2 separate regions of the Homo sapiens genome follow, and region 2 is linked to region 1. The links are chromatin contacts, found by Hi-C or POLR2A ChIA-PET in ENCODE. All regions are on one chromosome and are shown on one strand. The core of a region is the stretch at or near the end of the contact, and the rest is flanking DNA. Distances in the headings are between cores, read along the strand shown.

Evidence for each region. A loop is a pair of places that touch in the nucleus more often than their neighbours do. ChIA-PET counts read pairs that join two places held with the same protein, here RNA polymerase II (POLR2A). Pooled maps may share reads with other maps.
Region 2: a pooled map shows a loop between it and region 1 (3-fold over the local background). The contact joins two enhancer-like sites. A Hi-C loop is called at or near these places in 3 of 50 pooled maps. POLR2A ChIA-PET finds 5 or more read pairs at or near these places in 2 of 52 experiments (OCI-LY7 and naive thymus-derived CD4-positive, alpha-beta T cell).

The regions. Positions count from the first base shown.
Region 1 is chr10:22,679,425-22,684,456 of GRCh38, reverse strand. The region is part of intron 1 of PIP4K2A (phosphatidylinositol-5-phosphate 4-kinase type 2 alpha); the gene reads left to right. Among named protein-coding and RNA genes, the nearest start is that of PIP4K2A, 33 kb to the left of the region's middle. RefSeq lists enhancers at 404-473, 1,014-1,233, 1,974-2,093. Within about 2 kb of position 2,121, at least 19 of the 41 ENCODE cell types and tissues checked have a DNase peak (open chromatin) inside an H3K27ac peak, as active enhancers do.
Region 2 is chr10:22,740,857-22,745,888 of GRCh38, reverse strand. No RefSeq gene overlaps it. Among named protein-coding and RNA genes, the nearest start is that of PIP4K2A, 29 kb to the right of the region's middle. Within about 2 kb of position 2,993, at least 2 of the 41 ENCODE cell types and tissues checked have a DNase peak (open chromatin) inside an H3K27ac peak, as active enhancers do.

The DNA of each region.
Region 1 (5,032 bases), core at 872-3,371:
ATAATGATAAAACACATTGTGTGTTAGCTTTTGGCAGAAGGAATATAAGCTTAAAAGTTTTTTAAACAACTTTCTTTGGCAAAAGAAGTAGAGGCAGTGGCAATCAAAGAAAAAATAAGGGATTCAGACAAAGCGTACCTAGTATTAACTGTTAGTACCACAGATACTAATGCTGGTTTTTAATTAAAACGACCCAATCAGTAATGTCTTTGAGATTGCCTAAATTTACATTTTGCTCTCAAGTATTTTTAAGTCATAAAACAGCAAGCCAGTGGGGAAAATAAACTGAAAGATGGTTTGCCACAGGCCTGAAACTGTGAGTGGGGAAGTTGGCATACTAAATTGTAATACAGACAGATGTGAGGTAATGCATTTAAGGGGGGGAAAAAGACTACATTCTACACACAAAGTAATGGGCTCCAGGCTTCTTGTGAGTATTTCAGATAGGAATCATTCAGTTTCTAATGGGTATTTGGCCGATGTGGTGCTTATTGTAGCCAGGAACGTTCCGGGCAAGGAAGCGCTGGGCGATTCCAGGAGAGATATAAAGAAAATATTTCAAGATCTGACACACTTTGAATTGTGTGTGTGTGTGTGTGTGTGTGTGTGTGTGTGTGTGTGAACTGCTTGGTAGGAAAGCTACAAGAGAGACTGGGAAAGGCTAAGGGAGGGGCGACTGAAAGAGGTACCAAACCATGAGAAGAAATTACAGTCAGGAGGGACGCTGCAGTCTGGAAAGATGAAGCTGTGATTAAAAACCATGATAAACACGTGCTCAACAGACTTCTTTATCAAACCCTGCAGAAGGGAACAGAAGAAAGCAGTTGCTGCTTGAGGGGGAAAGTTAATGGAAGAAGAAAATAACTTGTTTTCGACAGTTGACAAAGCAGTTTCACCTTTGTCATCTCACCTGACCTGTACCCAGCACTGAGGAGAAGGCTGGGGACAAGTCATTATTCACATTTGACAGATGAGCAAACAGATCAGAGTAAGTGACTCGGCTAAGTCCACACTGTCAGCTCTGCGGTCAGGATCAAACCTGGCTCTGACTCAGGTCCCCTTGCACTTGGCCCACCTCTGAGTTGCGAAAACTTGGGGTCTGTACCACAGCATGGAAGACTTAGGATCACTGTGAAAAACTGTGACTTAAGATCACAGTGAAAAACGGCAAATGCAAATACTGTTAAAGCCTTGACTCGGTGGTATGAGCAGAACTCATAAGAGTTGAGTCAGAGAGCAGTCCAGGTGTCTTCAGCTCAGATAGCTGCCCTTGCTAGAGAGGCTGCTGGTTGAACAGTAATTTATCAGCTTGATCCAACATAAAGTTTCTTCATTTTTATTTATACTGTACTGTCGTGTCAGCTGTTTTTGTTGTTGTTGTTGTTGTTGTTGTTTTTCTTTTTCTTTTCTTTTTGGCTTCAGAAATGGCCTCAGCTACGCAAAAATAAAGAAGGATCTGAAAGATCAGTCTTGTTGTAAAGAAGACAGCAGGTGACATGGTAGATGACCGCACATTGTTCATTCCCAAGGTCATGGGTAGTGCCAGGATTTTCAGACGCAAATGATGCATATGTAAAGATGACTGGACCATCTGTGTCTCTTCAGATCCTGTTGCAATTACCAAGTGTTCCCAGCAAGGGTTAATGTGGTGTGTGAACCTGACTAACCTCAGGTTCTAGTTCTCCCTCCCTGAGTAGAGAGTCTAGGAGCCAAGTTCAGACTGGCTCAGTCTGGAGGAATTCACAAGTGAGGCAGGTTTAATGGAAGAACAGATACTCTGAGGTTTTGGAGGGCCTGTGATGTGCTTGTCAGCGGGTTCCTGCTTCTGCCACCCCCACCACGGAGCACCAACCATGTGGTTTGTTCTTTGTGTACTTTGTTAGCTAAACTCTCAAGTGTCAAGTTGATGGCACTTTTTTTTTAGGTTCATGGACACTGTTACTGTCCAATAATTTGTAAGTCAGCAATGCTTTGTTTTATCAGTAAAATAAAACACTATATTAGGAATAGCATGATCAGAACAGGGTGGTTTCCTAATTTTTAGATTGCTGGCCTTTTCTAGAAAATAAAGGCAAGGTGTGCATACTTGAGGTTTGAGGGCTACCATTGCCTCCTGGCAGAGGAAATGAGTAGGCCTGATAGTTGCTAGGTTAAAAAGAAACAGTAGTTGAAATACTGAGAAAAGTTTAATGAAAAGTAACTTTGGCTCTTAAGTAGAACAGTTTGAGGACAGTGAAAAATTCAGTAGCTAAGGGTTGTGTGCTCTCTACACAGGGATGGTGTGTGGATTTGTGGATAAGGTATGCAACAGAGTACTCCTCTTTGAGCATTTTTATATCTTGAATTAACTATAGCACAGGAGTTGGCAGACTATGGCTTGTGGGCCAGATCTGGCCCGCTGCTTGTTTTTGTGTGGCCACGAACTAAGGATAGTTTTTACGTATGTACAAAAAAAAAAATGGTTTTCTAAAAAAGTATTTCATAATGTGAAAATTCTATGAAATTCAAATTTCAGTGTCTGTAGATAAGTTTGATTGGAACAGAGCCACACTCATTTGTTTGCCAGTTTGTAGCTGCTCAAACAGCAGAGGTGAGTCATTGTGACAGAGACTGTGTGGCCCGCAGAGCCTAGAATTATTTACTGTCTAACCCTTGCAGGGAAAGTTAGTCAGTTTCTGCTACAGTAAAATATTGCTGGTAGCTGAAATTAGGAGTTTTCACCTCTTTTCCTGCGTTTTATTTTTTAATTTTAATTTAATTTTATTTATTTTATTTTTTTTTAGAAATAGGGTCTTGCTCTGTCACACAGGCTAGAGTACAGTGGCGCCATCATGGCTCAATGCAGCCTCTACCCCCCAGGCTCAAGGCATCCTCCTACCTCAGCCTCTTGAGTATGTGGGACCACAGGTGCATGCCACCACACCTGGCTAATTTTTAAAATTTTTTGAAGAGACAAGGTCTCACTGTGTTGCCAAGGCTGGTCTCAAACTCTGAAACTTAAACAGTCCTCCTGCCTGGGCCTCTCAAGGTGATGGGATTACAGGCATGAGCCACTGTGTCTGGCTGAGAAGCCAGGTCTTGAGAAGCCAGGTGGCTCAGAAGGCCTAGCTGACAGTGTAGGGGAGACAGAGGTCCCCTCCAACCTCCCTTTAGCTCTTAGTGGGCTCTTCAGCTGGATCTAGAAGTCAGGTTGACATCAGGCAGATTAATAGGAGAAAGGAATACAAATTTTCTTAGTGTTACTTGCACCTGGGAATCTTTAAAAGAGTGAAATCCAAAGGAATTGGCCAAAGCAAGACACTTTTATGCTGAGAACGATACATTTGAGAAGAAATGACAAGAAAAAATCTGGGGCAGTACATTTCTAGGGGAGTCACTGGGAGGATACATGGGGAGTATAAAACAGGTAGAAGATAAGGGCTACTTCCAGAAATTTCCTTATTCAGGTTAGTTGCATCTTCCAAACCCTAGTCTCTGGGATAAGGGCTATTTTCTCGCCTGAATAGGTGAGGGGCCCCTCCCAAAGGAATCTTTGTGGCTTGCTACATGCAGGAAGACCCAGGTCACCTGGCTTGTTGGGGTCAAGTTGGAATCTACAACTTTTTCAGTGTTTTCAGCTCACACTAATCAATATAAAAATCCGGCATATTTTGGGATGGCATGTCCTTCACTCTTTGAACAACATCACCAAGACCTCAATACATGTGTAGGGTCACCTTGGATCACCAGCCCTCGCTGAGCTGTCGCAGGAACACAATGTTGAGCCTCCTTGAGTTCTTGACCCATGTCATTATGAGCCAATAAAATGGCAGTGGTTTTAAGCCATGAAGTTTTGGGGTGTTTTTTACGCAGTGTTACTTAACTGAAAAGGACTAGGGATGTATGCTAGCCTTTTTATTGTCATTCATGACAGAGGGAAAATACCCTCTCATCCAGGATGTTAGTAAAGAATGTAGTTAAATCCTTCTGCCACTTGAGTTCCTGGTACGTGTGGCTCATCTAAGACATTAAATGCTATTTTTATGATTATAAAAACAATGCATGCTTATTGGAGAAGATTTAGAAAAGGATAGAAAATTCTAAAGCACAATATTTAAATTACTCATAATTCGGCCATCTAAAGATAATCACGATTAATACCAGCCTTTTCTTTAAAAATATATTCTTGTTTTATAAAATTTATTTATAGTTTTGTACTCTGCTTTATTCGTGTAGTAAACAAGCATATTTCAAAAACATAATTTTTAATGACCACAGCAGCCCATTTAAGTGGATTTAAAAATCCACATAATTCAAAAGTAGTGCATGGTCTTCATTTTTTGTTTCTAGGTTTGCTAGAGTATTTTTTTTTAAAGGAATCCTTTTTAAAGACAGCTTTATTGAGATATAATTCACATATGATATAAAGTGTACAATTCAAATACCATTTAGAATATGCAATTCATTGCTTTTTAGTATATTTACTAAAATGTATATATTTTTATATACTATTTAAATATAGGGGTTGTATAACCATTCTCAATCTAATCTTAGAACATTTTCATCCTCTCTAAAAGAAACCTAAACCTTATTTCCCCCAACCCCTACCCCCAGCCCTAGGCAACCACTAATCTGCTTCCTGTCTCTGTAGATTTGTATGTGGGCTTTTGTGACTGGCTTTGTTCATTTGGCATAAGGTTTCCAAGGTTCATCCACATTGTACCTTGTAACAATACTTAATTCCTTTTTATGGGGGTCAAGGCATATTCTATTGTGTGGATAGACCACATTTTGTTTATCCTTTCACCCATTAATGGACCTTTGGATTGTGTTCATGTTTTGGCTATTACGAATAATGCTGCTATGAACATTTGTGTAGAAGTTTTTGTGTGGACCCATGTTTTTATTTTTCCTGGGTACATACCTAGTAGTGAAATTGTTGGGTTATATGGTACCTCTGTGTTTAATTTTCTGAGGAATGGCCAAAGCAACTGTATAATTTTACATTCTTACTAGCAATGTATGAAGTTTCTAATTTCACTGCATCCATGCC
Region 2 (5,032 bases), core at 1,744-4,243, 61 kb before region 1:
ATGCGTCCCACAGATTCTGGTATGTTGTGTCTTTGTTCTCATTGGTTTCAAAGAACATCTTTATTTCTGCCTTTATTTCGTTATGTACCCAGTAGTCATTCAGGAGCAGGTTGTTCAGTTTCCATGTAGTTGAGTGGTTTTGAGTGAGTTTCTTAATCTGAGTTCTAGTTTGATTGCACTGTGGTCTGAGAGACAGTTTGTTATAATTTCTGTTCTTTTACATTTGCTGAGGGGTGCTTTACTTCCAACTATGTGGTCAATTTTGGAATAAGTGCGGTGTGGTGCTGAGAAGAATGTATATTCTGTTGATTTGGGGTGGAGAGTTCTGTAGATGTCTATTAGGTCCACTTGGTGCAGAGCTGAGTTCAATTCCTGGATATCCTTGTTAACTTTCTGTCTCGTTGATCTGTCTAATGTTGACAGTGGGGTGTTAAAGTCTCCCATTATTATTGTGTGGGATTCTAAGTCTCTTTCTAGGTCTCTAAGGACTTGCTTTATGAATCTGGGTGCTCCTATATTGGGTGCATATATATTTAGGATAGTTAGCTCTTCTTGTTGAATTGACCTCTTAACCATTATTTAATGGCCTTCTTTGTCTCTTTTGATCTTTGTTGGTTTAAAGTCTGTTTTATCAGAGACTAGGATTGTAACACCTGCCTTTTTTTTTGTTTTCCATTTGCTTGGTAGATCTTCCTCCATCCCTTTATTTTGAGACTATGTGTGTCTCTGCACATGAGATGGGTTTCCTGAATACAGCACACTGATGGGTCTTGACTCTTTATCCAATTTGCCAGTCTGTGCATTTTAGTGGGAACATTTAGCCCATTTACATTTAAGGTTAATATTGTTATGTGTGAATTTGATCCTGTTATTATGATGTTAGCTGGTTATTTTGCTCGTTAGTTGATGCAGTTTCTTCCTAGCCTCGATGGCCTTTACAATTTGGCATGTTTTTGCAGTGGCTGGTACCAGTTGTTCCTTTCCATGTTTAGTGCTTCCTTCAGGAGCTCCTTTAGGGCAGGCCTGGTGGTGACAAAATCTCTCATTTTGTCAAGCATTTGCTTGTCTGTAAAGTATTTTATTTCTCTTTCACTTATGAAGCTTAGTTTGGCTGAATATGAAATTATAGGTTGAAAATTCTTTTCTTTAAGAATGTTGAATATCGGCCCCCACTCTCTTCTGGCTTGTAGAGTTTCTGCCGAGAGATCAGTTGTTAGTCTGATGGGCTTCCCTTTGTGGGTAACCCAACCTTTCTCTCTGGCTGCCCTTAACATTTTTTCATTCATTTCAACTTTGGTGAATCTGACAATTATGTGTCTTGGAGTTGCTCTTCTCGAGGAGTATCTTTGTGGCGTTCTCTGTATTTCCTGAATTTGAATGTTGGCCTGCCTTGCTAGATTGGGGAAGTTCTCCTGGATAATATCCTGCAGAGTGTTTTCCAGCTTGGTTCCATTCCATGGCCACACACTAAGCCTCTTAAGGTCTACATTCAGAACTGACAGACTGAATATCACTTCTCCTGCATTCTATTGGCTAAAGTAAGTCACAAAGTCAGCCCAAATGTAAAAGATCATGAAAAAGATTCTCCTGATGGCAAGAGTCACAGAGTCACCTTGTAAAAGGACGGAAAGAGTCAGGACAAGTTTCACAATCAATCTACCACATTATCTTTCAGATATTGGCTCAGGATAAGATACCTCAGAGAAGCCTCTCACAAGCTACTTGCCTAGACTACATTGCCCCATTATGCCCATTATGGACTCACTCTGTGAACCACTTCTTCATGGCCCTTGGTGCAGTTGGAATGTCATGTGTGTTTCTGTGATTATTTGCTTAAGCTCAAATCCTCCCTTCCATACACCTCTTCCCCCAAGACTTAGAGGTCAACTAAAGGCCAATGTCCCCTTTTCCAGCACCTGGCACAGAGTAAGTAGTAATCCACGAATATTTGTTAAAGAATGATTTCACTTCCCATTGTGTTATTTTGAGAATATACTTTCTGTTCCCTGATACAATGCTTTAATTAAGAAAGTAAAAAAAGAAGACCTTTTGCTTTTTGGGATGAGGCAGCGAGAGGATATTGAGTCCTGTGCACAGCAGAAACCCCAAGGGATAAAGTGATGATCATTGCCTCTTTGGGACCTGTGGCAAGGAAAAAACTGCATGGGTTGGCCACTGGGGGCTGGAAAGTAGCTTTAGGACTTAAAATACAGAGACTCGTGTGGGGTCTTCTCAGGAATTGAGACCCATGAAAGCAAAATTAAAAAAAAAATCATCAGGTTATTAGAAAAAAATAATGCGTTTCATTGTAGATTTGTTGAGTTTGAGGAACATTCATGAATCTAACACTTGGAAAAGAGCTGGAGATTTGACAAGGAGGTCTTAGTTCTCACATTGCTATAAAGAAATACCTGAGACTGGGTAATGTATAAAAAAAAGAGACTTAATTAGTTCACAGTTCCTCAGGCTGTATAGGAAGCATGGTGGCATCTGCTTGGCTTCTGGGGAGGCTTCAGGAAACTTCCAATCATGGGAGAAGGCAAAGGGGTAGTTGGCATGTCTTGTGGCTGGAGCAGGAGAAAGCTGGGTGGTGGGAGCTGCTACACACTACACAACTAGATGTCATGAGAACTCACTGACTATACAGTACCAAGGGGGGATAGTGCCAAACCATTCATGAGAACTCTGACCCCATGATCCAATCACTTTTCACCAGGTCCTACTTCCAACATTAGGGATTACAATTCAACATGAGATTTGGGTGGGGACACAGATCTAAACCCTATGAAACATGTAGAGTTGGGAGTTCACCGAGTATATGCTTAAGAGCAATCTCAACCATAGAAGTAGATGAGAGTGGGCAGAGTAAGAAGAGAAGGCTAAAGATGGAAGCTGAAAGAGAATCACATTTAAGAGGCAAGAGGAACAAGTAGGGCAAGGGGCAGTGAGGACTACCCAGAGGAATGAAAGCAGAAGTAAGAAAGAGCCAGTCTTAGAATTAGAGGAGGGAAGAGTTTCAAGAAGGAGGAAGTAACCCCCAACACCAAACATAGCTAACAGGTCAAAAGATAAGACACAAGAAACACTCAATTCAAAATGACATATGCTGTGAGTGTTATGAATTACTTTTCCTCAAAGGATTATTTGTAATGATGTGTGTATGTCTTAAAATTCTTAAAGTTAATATGGCATAAGTTTCAGGAAGGCAATTTATAAGGCTAAAAATCCAGACACAGTGTCCATTTTGTATTTGAATTTCTACTTTGAATGATTTTTAAGCCCCATTCAGATTCTTGTCCTCTTCCCACAATGCTATTTGGCCTCTCATTTCTATGCATATGTGGAATTGGTTATTTTGGTAATTTTTATTGCCACTCATATCAGTAAAGAATACCAGTATAGGTTAAGTCTAATTTATTCCCGTATTCTACTTAACTAAAATGAAACGTTAACCCCAATTTTTTTAAAGGCTAGAATAGCTAATTAAGCAAATGGGACATGCAAGATCCCTATTACCAACTGAAAATGTTGCTGCCAAACCTGGAACAAATTCATTCATTTGCTAAATAAATGTTGATTATTGAGCTGATCAACTAAAACATGTTTAGAATTACCTCTGGCTTCTGTCTTTCAGAGAATTATACATAAAAGCATTCAAAAGGGAGGAAAAATTAAGCAAGAAAATACTCTATGTACCAAATGTTAAGGATGCCTTTCTCTTCCTCTGTAGTTTTTTTTTTTTTTTTTGGTTTTGTTTTGTTTTGTTTTGTTTTGAGATGGAGTCTTGCTCTGTTGCCCAGGCTGGAGTGCAGTGGCACAATCCCGGCTCACTGTAACCTCCACCTCCTGGGCTCAAGAGATTGTCCAGCCTCAGCCTCCCAAGTAGCTGAGATTACAGGCGTGTGCCACCATGCCTAGCTAATTTTTTTGTATTTTTAGTAGAGATGGGGTTTCACCATGTTGGTCAGGCTGGTCTCAACCTCCTGACCTCAAATGATCCACCAACCTCAGCCTCCCAAAGTGCTGGAATTACAGGCATGAGTCACCGCACCCGACCCCTTTGTAGTTTTCTAATGTTGAGCTAATCATGAGCACAATTGTTTGCCAGTTTCTCTCTTCTTAGTCTTTTAAACAACTATTTTATTAAAAGGATTTCAGATCCGTCATTTCATTTTATTATATTTTTAATTAGAAATGAACTGTAACAAAATAGGAAATGCAGTGAACTAGTCTGACTTCTGCCTATAACCAGGTAGATATAGGTAATTTTTTTCTATAATTTTTATTAATTGAGACTCTAGCTAAAGGTTTGATAGTTCTATTTTGATATATACCCTTTTTTTTTTTTACCATAGGTGTATTCCTTAAAAGAGAATCTGTAAATTTACTGCTGAATGAAACTTAGAGATGTTTTTCTCCAGACCGTCTATGCACAGATGAACAAATGAGCCTTCTGCAGATTAAATAATTTACCTAAAATTACAAAGGTTTAGAGACAAAACTAAGACAAGACCCCAACTCTACAACCTCATGCTCTCCCCTACGAGTAAATACATGAGTGTATTTACAGTAACATGTAAATGAAATTTATTAAATTTAGTGTTATTTTAATCTAATAGGATAATCCATTCCTAAGAAGAATCAATTTCTAAACAAAGAAAGCTTTTTGTAATATTAACAATCTTTGTATGTCACTTTGAGATACTGATTGAGTTGTTTATTTGTTTTACTGAAGCACATCAGAAAAAGATTATATACTATTTGTATTTCACAAAGTCTCTTTGGAGGAAATTCAATATTTATATTCAACCAGAGATTCTGATAACATAATTTAGCAACAAAAATGTTAATGAGAGCTTGGGGTTATGGCAGGTAATACTCCATATCAATGTAATGTTAGTCTTTTTTTTTTTTTGAGACGTAGTCTAGCTTTGTCGTCCAGGCTGGAGTGCAGTGGCATGATCTTGGCTCACTGCGACCTCTGCCTTCAGGGTTCAAGCAATTCTCCTGCCTCAGCCTCCTGAGTAGCTGG